2 separate regions of the Mus musculus genome follow, and region 2 is linked to region 1. Evidence: chromatin contacts called from ENCODE POLR2A ChIA-PET data. All regions are on one chromosome and are shown on one strand. Each heading gives the region's core, a stretch centred on a gene start or an enhancer-like site at or near the end of the contact. The rest is flanking DNA. Distances are from core to core; before and after follow the strand shown.

Region 1 (4,170 bases), core at 623-3,122:
CAAAGCACATCCCCGAGGATGAGGAACTCGATTCAGGGTGGATCTGGAGTGACTCTGCATTATGCTAAACACCAGAGGACAGGTCAACCTGCCCGCCGTCTCTTTGGACAAGTCTATGTAGCTCACACTGCTTCCAAACTGGAGACCCCTCTGCCTCAGCCTCAACAGTGCTGAGATTATAGCTACGGGTCACAGTGCTGTGCTGTCATTTTTCTGGCCAGCTGTGAGGGCGCATGCCTTTAATTTCAGCACTCCAGGAGTGGAGAGCAGAAGCAAGTGGATCTTTGTGAGGTTGAGGACAGCCTGGTCTACACAGTGAGACAAAAATCACAAACGAAATGTCTAATTACTTCAAGTTTCCTAGTTTATTGTTAATATTTACAAACACCAAGGTTCTTGTGAGAAATAGATTCTCAAGTTGGAGAGATGACTCTGAAGTTAAGAGCATCATCGACTGCTCCTCCAGAGGATCCAGCTGCAATTCCCAACATCCACGTGGCAGCTCACAACTGACTGTAACTACAAGATCTAACACCTCACACGGACACGCACGCAGGCAAAACACCGATGTACATAAAATAAAAATAATTTAAAAAGAAATGGATTCTCTCTCAGAATCTTAGACAAGGAAACCAAGACAGAATTTATTAATAAATGTTTTCATCATACTATGTATACTATGCAGTTATATCAATATCATAAGACAAGTGGAAGCCATTTCCTATTTATGGCATGCAGACCAGACCCAAGTTTTCTTCTACCAAAGTAACTATAGGTTTAAAAAGTGACTGTGAAGTTGGGAATATTACTCAGCTGGTAGAGTGCTGGCCTAGCATACTCAAACGCCTGTGTTTGATCTCCTGGACTGCATAAAACTGTGTGGCGGGACATGCCTGCAATGAGAACAGGTCAGACTGAGAGCTGGCTGACGAGATGTTCCAGATCAGCTTTTGCTATATAATGTGTTCAAAAGTCAGTTTGGGCTACATAATAAAATCTCGTCTCCAAGAAAAAAGGGGGGAGGGGCGGATGGGCTGTGAGACAGGATAGTGGTAAATATCAGGAATCACAGAGCTTGAGTGACTGAGGCAGAGGGATCTTTACCAATGTGAAGCCAACCTGGACTACAGAAGCTGCCAGACAGACAGGACTATAGTGACTGCATTTAAAATCTTCATTAAAACGGAGCAGGTGGCACCTCTTCTTACTGCCCGAGCCCTTTGCAGTATAACTTAAGAAAAAAAATTCTTGTTTTCCTTTTCTTAGAAATTAAGATAAGCAAAATATTTAATGAAGCAAATACACTAAGTCCAGCCAGCTAGCTAGGAAATAGAGCGGACAACATAAAGAAAAGCCAAGCCAAGCTTCTTTGCCCTTGTAACGTCCGCACTTCGCGCTCTCAGCCTTTCTGCTCCAGCAATAAAAGCTCTTTTCTGCGACTCCTTGGAGTCTGGTGCGGCGCGACGATGGTAACGCCTCTCTCAGAGGACCGCAGGAGGCTGCCGGTGACAGGTAAACGAGTGGCGGACTCATCTGACAAAACCCACAAGGGTGGCACGGAAAACCCGGGAAAGCCAACCGCCACCCAGGAGCGTTTGCCACACGCCCAAGAGGACCATCGACGAGGGTCACCACCAGCAGCAGCACTCTCGGGAGACTACAATGGGGACAGAGGATGCTGCTCCGGTTAGTTCCTAGAAAACCGCCACGAGCCTGGGGGACCCCGACAGGTGAGGACCCCAGCCCGCGGACACGCTCCGTGCCGTCTGCACATCAAGCCCGGATCGCCCAGCGAGGACCTGCAGCCCCAGCCAGCAGCCCTCTACCCTCGCTCACCAGAATGCTCCTCACGCCTTCCAGCCGGGTAGCCACTTCCGGCTCGCGACCATAGAGAAGCGGAAGAAGAGAGCCACAGGCCGGAAGTGAGACACGAAGGCCAGATGCAGCTTGGGAAGCAAGGAAGGGGCGAGTCTAGTTCTATTAAGTTGGGAAACTGGGGCGATAATGTCCAAGTCTGTGCTTCGTGCCCCTTCACCGGAGTGTGAATTAGTGGGCCCTCCGCCGACTCACTCGAGTGAGTTTGTGGTATCTCAAGAAAGCACAAGTGTCGCTGTGCTATCATTTGAACAGGAGTGGATTTTGTCTTCTGACTTTGTTCAGGGCCTCACTACATAGCACACTTGCGGGTCTTGAACGCTATATAGATCAGGCTGGTCACTACGATCCGCCTGCATTGGACTCGCTGGACTTAGGCAGGTGTCACCATGCCTGACTCTTCTTTAAATTTTTGTTTTGTTTTTTTTAGATTTATTTATTTATTATATGTAAGTACATTGTAGCTGTCTTCAGACACTCCAGAAGAGGGAGTCAGATCTCTTTACGGATGGTTGTGAGCCACCATGTGGTTGCTGGGATTTGAACTCTGGACCTTCAGAAGAGCAGTCGGGTGCTCTTACCCACTGAGCCATCTCACCAGCCCTTGTTTTTGTTTTTTGAGACAGGGTTTCTCCGTATAGCCCTGGCTGTCCTGGAACTCACTTTGTAGACCAGGCTGGCCTCCAACTCAGAAATCTGCCTGCCTCTGCCTCCCAAGTGATGGGATTAAAGGCGTGTGCCACCACCGCCCCCCCCCCCCACTCTAACTTCTTGATACTATCGGAGTCACTACACCCAGAAAGGAACTGAGGCAGGGGCATAATCCTATATTACACCTGCTTCCTGCTTCACTGTTTTGTTTTGTTTTGATTTTTTATTTTCCCCCAAGACTCTAGTGCAGTACCTGTAAGCTTCAGATGTTTCCTATGCCTGGCATTTCTGGAGTAAATTCTGGTTGTCTGCAAACATGAACATTGAATACCTTGTGGCGCCGAAACAGCTCCTTTTCTTGCTCTGGGACGAAGATGAAGACGGTCTCCCTAAGAGATCAAAGCCAGTGTAACCCTCAGCCAACTGGAAGCTGCCCTGCCTTAGACAACTACTGAGATTCCTTGTAGATGAAGACAACACCACAACGTACAGTAAATATTTAATTTGGTTCCATCAACATTCTCCTGGATGGTAGCACAACCATGCTAAGCAGGGGTTCATGAGGTACCGGGGTCATTGAAGAGACCCCAGAATCACAACCTACTCCACAGACCTAGTGTTTCTGCAAAATGAGGGTTTGGGGGACAATGTCAAGAAGGGAAAGAAAGAATTTGATGGAACTATAGGTCTCAGCCTGTGTTTTTGCCTGTAGGAAGGAAGAAGTACAGAAGAGCTGAAGCACAAATTCAAGTTTTAACCACATTATGTAGGAAAACATGGATACGCCTCTCCATCTGTCTAGGAACAGGGTGCTCCCTTAAGATCCTCTGTCACCTCTGTCCTGTCTTCCCAATTCTGTATTTTAAATTCTGAATCCTATGTGCCCACTTGTGAAGGGTTCCTGCTTCAAGGCTGTCTCATGTACCCAGATCCTTCCCACTCCCACCCTTTTCCTAGCCCTTTAAGTAGACTTCTGGACCACCTACTGACACTGATAACTTCTGGATTTCCTCCTGACTGTCACGACTTCAGACTTTATGGCAGTTCCAGGATTTTTATTTATTTTTTTTTAAAGACTCAGGCTTGCTTTTTTAACAAGTAGACACCAGAGAGTTCCCGGGCCATACCTGGACTGATACCCTTTCACACCATACCTCCTAACAGCCAGTCATGCCTGCTTTTATGCAACTAAGCCATGGCCACAGTTGGGAGCTGGGGACTTATGTCCTGGAGATGACGGATCTTAAGAGGAAAGTGTGTGAAAGCTTAAAAGGTTGCTATTCTGCAGCTTGGGAAGTTAAGAACTTCTTCATCCAGCATGGGAGAGAGGTTAGCTGGGTACGGACGGACTAAGTTCTCAGAAAACGTCATCTTTGTCGAAGCTGAACACCACCCATCAGAAGTCTTCCAGAGTTCAGAGAAAACTGTGCCAGGTGGCCTAGAAGCGCCTCCTTTCCAGGCTAGTCCACAGGAGAAAGGGAAGGAGGTGGAGGCAGTGCCAGCTTCACTGGAGAGGAGAAATCTTCAGAGGAATCATGATTCGTGACTCCATGTGTCGAACCAAGGGGACTACAGGGAGGAAAGCAGAGGTTACAGGGTGCCCGGGGCAAGGGAGGTACCCTTGGTCACTGACCCAAAACTCAC
Region 2 (4,149 bases), core at 1,011-3,510, 91 kb before region 1:
GACCATTCTGAGACAAGGTCTTTTTATGTAGCCATGGCTGGTACTTACCATGCAGATCACGCGGGCCTCCTCCCAGCTCAGCTTTATGAGTGCTGACTGGGGCTGCAGGCATGGACCACCACGTCTCCCCAAAACCCTTATTTTTCTTGGTGCTGGGAATAGAAACCAGCCTTGCAAACGCTGGGGAAGTGCTCTACCACCGTATCTACATATTTTATTAGGATAGAAACCCTGCTGAAGTTGAGTTATCCAGGTCACACAACTGGGAAGCTGCTGACCTGGGGCTAGAGCCAGGAGCTGACTGGCAGGGAGTGAGTGCTCATTCCTCTGGACCTCTGAGCCCTTCAGACTACTCGGTGTGAAGCTTCCAGTCAACCCACACTCATCAGATGATCTCTACAGAGACACGGAAGGTCTGATTCTTGGGGACTAGCAAAGCCCTCTTGACAGTTCCTAAGACGCAGACCTCTGTTTATGCCCCTACAAGTTGCTTTATCTTCAATTATCCCTTGGAAGGATAGGGATAAGGTGACATTATTAAGTTTCTGTGAATCCAATGGGACTAGAAAAACATCACAGAGCTCATGACAGACAGACAGACAGACAGACAGAGGAGCTAGCTGGGTGTGGTGGTTCAGCTCTGTAATCAATCCTAGAACTTGGGAGTCTAAGGCAAAAGGGCTGCTATGAATTCAAGACACATGAGATATCCTGGCCAGACTGGGACAGAGTGAGACTGGAAAAAAAAAAGGCAATTAATGTAACATTTTTACTTACTACTTTTTTCCAAAAGAGCAAGGAAACTTTCACAGGCTCATTTCAGTTCCTTGCACTCAAGAGGAAGTAGGAAGATAGTAAGTCTCTCTTGTGTTGCTGTCAGGGAAACTAAGGTATAAGGAAGGAGCAACAAAATGTCTCTAAAGGAAAAGAGGCTCACACCCCAGGTACCAAGTCGCCTTCCCATCTCCCACGCAGACCAGTCATCCCAGGCACCATGACAGGCCAAAGGCCATCCTGTGGGCCTGTTCCCCTAGAACCTAGGACCAAAAGATCCCCCAAGGGGCCCCGTTGTTCCCCTCTTTACTGCAAAACGAATAAAGTGCAAACGGGATGAAGGGGTTGTCTGGATATCAATTCCAAGAATAGCCCAATAGGCAGGAAGACCTGAGAGCCAAAACACTGACAAAAACAACCTGGCCGAACAGCCTCCTAAGTTGAAAGTGTATCAACAGCTCCTCCTAAACATCGGATCAGACGACAGGTGAGAAGGCTGCATCCTGACACCAACTCACACAATATATTGGCGACAATATATCAAGTCACTTCTAGACCCCAAGCCAGCTCCAGGTGCCTTTCTCCCCGAGCTTTGAAGGTCTCTGGAGACCTACATAGGAAGCCTGATTTTGCCTCTACTACTCGAATGACCTTCCGTGTGTCATTTAACCTCCCGTGCCTCGGTGTCCTCGCGAGTGAGAGGGGGAAAGCAACAGTAGCTACCTTACAGAGGCAGCTGTGAGCTCAGTACACAAAGTGCTTAGCACAGAGGTTCGAAGTCAGGAAGGGCTGGAGAACCAGTGACAAGACATTCTTGTGGTGTTAGAACTAAGACAAGTGCTCCCATTCTGTCAACGTGTCCCTGAGGATCCAAAGGACGAGGGGCGGGTGGCAGAAGGCCATTTCTAGATGTTTGCCCCGTTTTGGGGGGGCGGCGGCTAAGAGATAAGGCCCTGAACGAGGAGGCCTGAGGTTGGCCGAGGAGTGGGAAGGGACAAGCAGGGCGCAGGGGAGGCCTAAGTGCAGGAGTCTCTCCGAACCGGACTGCGGACCTGAAATGACGGACGGCTTGACGCCGGGCCGCCAAGCCGTCGGGAATGAATGAGCACGCAGGCCTTTCACCTTCGCCCTCTCGCGGCTCGCAACCCTCCAGCGCAGCGTCCTCTCCGTGACCTCTGACCTCGCAGACCCCCCCCACTCCTCGGACCCCTTCGGGTTTGTTTGTTTTCCTATCTCGCCGGGCTGCCTTTTTCCTCACCCACAAATCCAAACGGCTCCGGGTGCCGCGGCTCGGCTCGCTTCAGCAGCAAAATGTCCGCAGCCTCCGCCTCCCTCTCCTCCGGTGCGTCGCAGCAGCCGGCGGCTCCAAGCTCCACGGCTGTCACCTGCCGAGCGGAAGTAAGAGGCCCGTGCGCGGAACTTCCGGTGGACGCACACCCCGGGGGCGGGGTCGAGGGTGCAACCTGGCGGGAGGGGCTGGGGACCTGTTGGGCGGGGCCTGTGTGGGAAGGGCGGGGCCTTAGCAGAGCCGGCTTTTATGAGAATTGAGGGCCTGGGCGGGCCAAGCGGCTAAGTTCAGGCTGGGATACCCTTGCTCAGAATCCCTGGCCAGGCTCCCTCTCAAACACCATGGAATCGAAAGGGTCTTGGAAGACTTTAAAGTTCATCTCTTTCTGAGTTACAGATGGGAAGACTGAGGCCAACGTTGTCTTAGGAAAAGGGAAAGTCGGAGCTACAAATCTGATCAGCTGCTGGACTGCGCCTGTCTGCTAGGCTAAAACGAGACTTTTTCTGCTGCCCTTGGAAAATTCATTGTTCTAAAAGGAAAACATAAGCTACGTCCAAGACTTCTTATCCAAGGGATACTTCACAGTGAGACCTCAACTGATACAGCCATTTCATTCCTGACTTTGGTCCTATTAATTTTCTCTTTCTAATAGATAACTTGTGTTCATCCCCTTTAAAACATTATAAAACTTCTATTCTAGCATTTTTATTAAACCAATAATATCTGCATTGCAGAAAAAAAGAAATATATTAGTGGGGGCTGGAGAGATGGCTCAGTGATTAAGAACACTGGCTGGTCTTCCAGAGGACCTGAGTTCAGTTCCCAGCAACCACACTGTGGCTTACAACCATCTGTAATGGGATCCCATGCCTTCTTCTAGTGTGTCTGAAGACAGCGACAGTGTTGTACTCATACACACAAAATAAATAATTCTTTTTAAAAAAAAAAGAAATATATTAGTAAGGAAAAAAGGCAAAACCAAAACACGTAGGCTCCTGAGAAAATCGTTTTTTAACACTTGGTTATCCTCCTAGATGTAATATGTCTGCCTTTTTATTTTATTATTTGTGTGTTATTGATTTGAGACAAGCTCTTGCTGTGTAACCCAAGCCAGCCCCATTGTTGAGCTCACAGTGATGTACTATCATGCCTGGTCTATGTAGTGCTGGGATCTAACTCAGAGCTTTTACATCCTATGCAAGCACTCTAACAACTGAATCGCTGTCACCTTGGCTGACCTGGAAACTGAAAAACCAAGCAGAAGTCTGCCTGCCTCTGTCTCACAGTGTTGGGTTTAAAGGTGTGCACAACCACACCCAGCTGTTTTTACATTCTTTAAAGTTTTGTCATAATATAATTATGACAAATTGATAAAATAGTTATGGCAAATTGATAAAATAGACAAAATAGAATTCCAGATGCTGGGGTGAAGAGATGGTTCAGCAGTTAAAAACACTGGCTGCTCTTCCAGATAACAGGGGTTCATTCCCAGAACCCACATGGCAGCTCACAGCACCCACATGGCAGCTCATGGCATCTGTGACTATAGTCCAAGAGGATCTAAAACCCTCTTCTGACCATGCAAGCACAGGTACATGCACATATGAACATAAAATAAAATAAATAAATCTTGCCAAGTAGTGATGGCATACACCTTTAATCCCAGATGGATTCCAAAGTTTGAGACCAGCCTGGTTTACAGACAGAATTTCAGGACATCCAGGGCAAAGGTTAGGCTTGGTGGTGCATGCCAGTAATTCCAGTACTTGGGAAGCAGAGTCAAGTAGATTTCTGTGTGCTCAAAGCCATCCTGGTCTGCATAGAAAATTCCCAAAGTTACAACAGTGAAACCTTGTCTCAATGTCTCAAAGACAAACAAAACAACAACAAAAAGAATACCATTTACCCTTCACCCCGCTTCCCTCAATGGTGACACAGGATAATAGTAACACCCGGAAATTGTCATTGGTAAAATATTTTTGATAAAGTGTCTTGGTTTTAAAAACAGGATTTGTATGAGATTACAGCTGACCTTGCTTAGCCCAGAGAAGAATGTTGAAGAGACAGCCTGTTTCCCAAGATTATCT

The links. ChIA-PET counts read pairs that join two places held with the same protein, here RNA polymerase II (POLR2A).
Region 2: POLR2A ChIA-PET joins it to region 1 with 10 read pairs in Patski. The contact joins the promoter of Ap1b1 here to the promoter of Thoc5 in region 1. POLR2A ChIA-PET finds 5 or more read pairs at or near these places in 2 of 5 experiments (Patski and embryonic stem cell).

What each region holds. Positions count from the first base shown.
Region 1 is chr11:4,893,045-4,897,214 of GRCm38, reverse strand. It overlaps Thoc5 (THO complex 5), which reads right to left and starts at 1,872. Exons shown (of 20, transcript NM_172438.3): 1 at 1,837-1,872. It overlaps Nipsnap1 (nipsnap homolog 1), which reads right to left. Exons shown (of 10, transcript NM_008698.3): 10 at 3,014-4,095. The coding sequence ends at 4,031.
Region 2 is chr11:4,984,935-4,989,083 of GRCm38, reverse strand. It overlaps Ap1b1 (adaptor protein complex AP-1, beta 1 subunit), which reads right to left and starts at 2,260. Exons shown (of 21, transcript NM_007454.3): 1 at 2,033-2,260.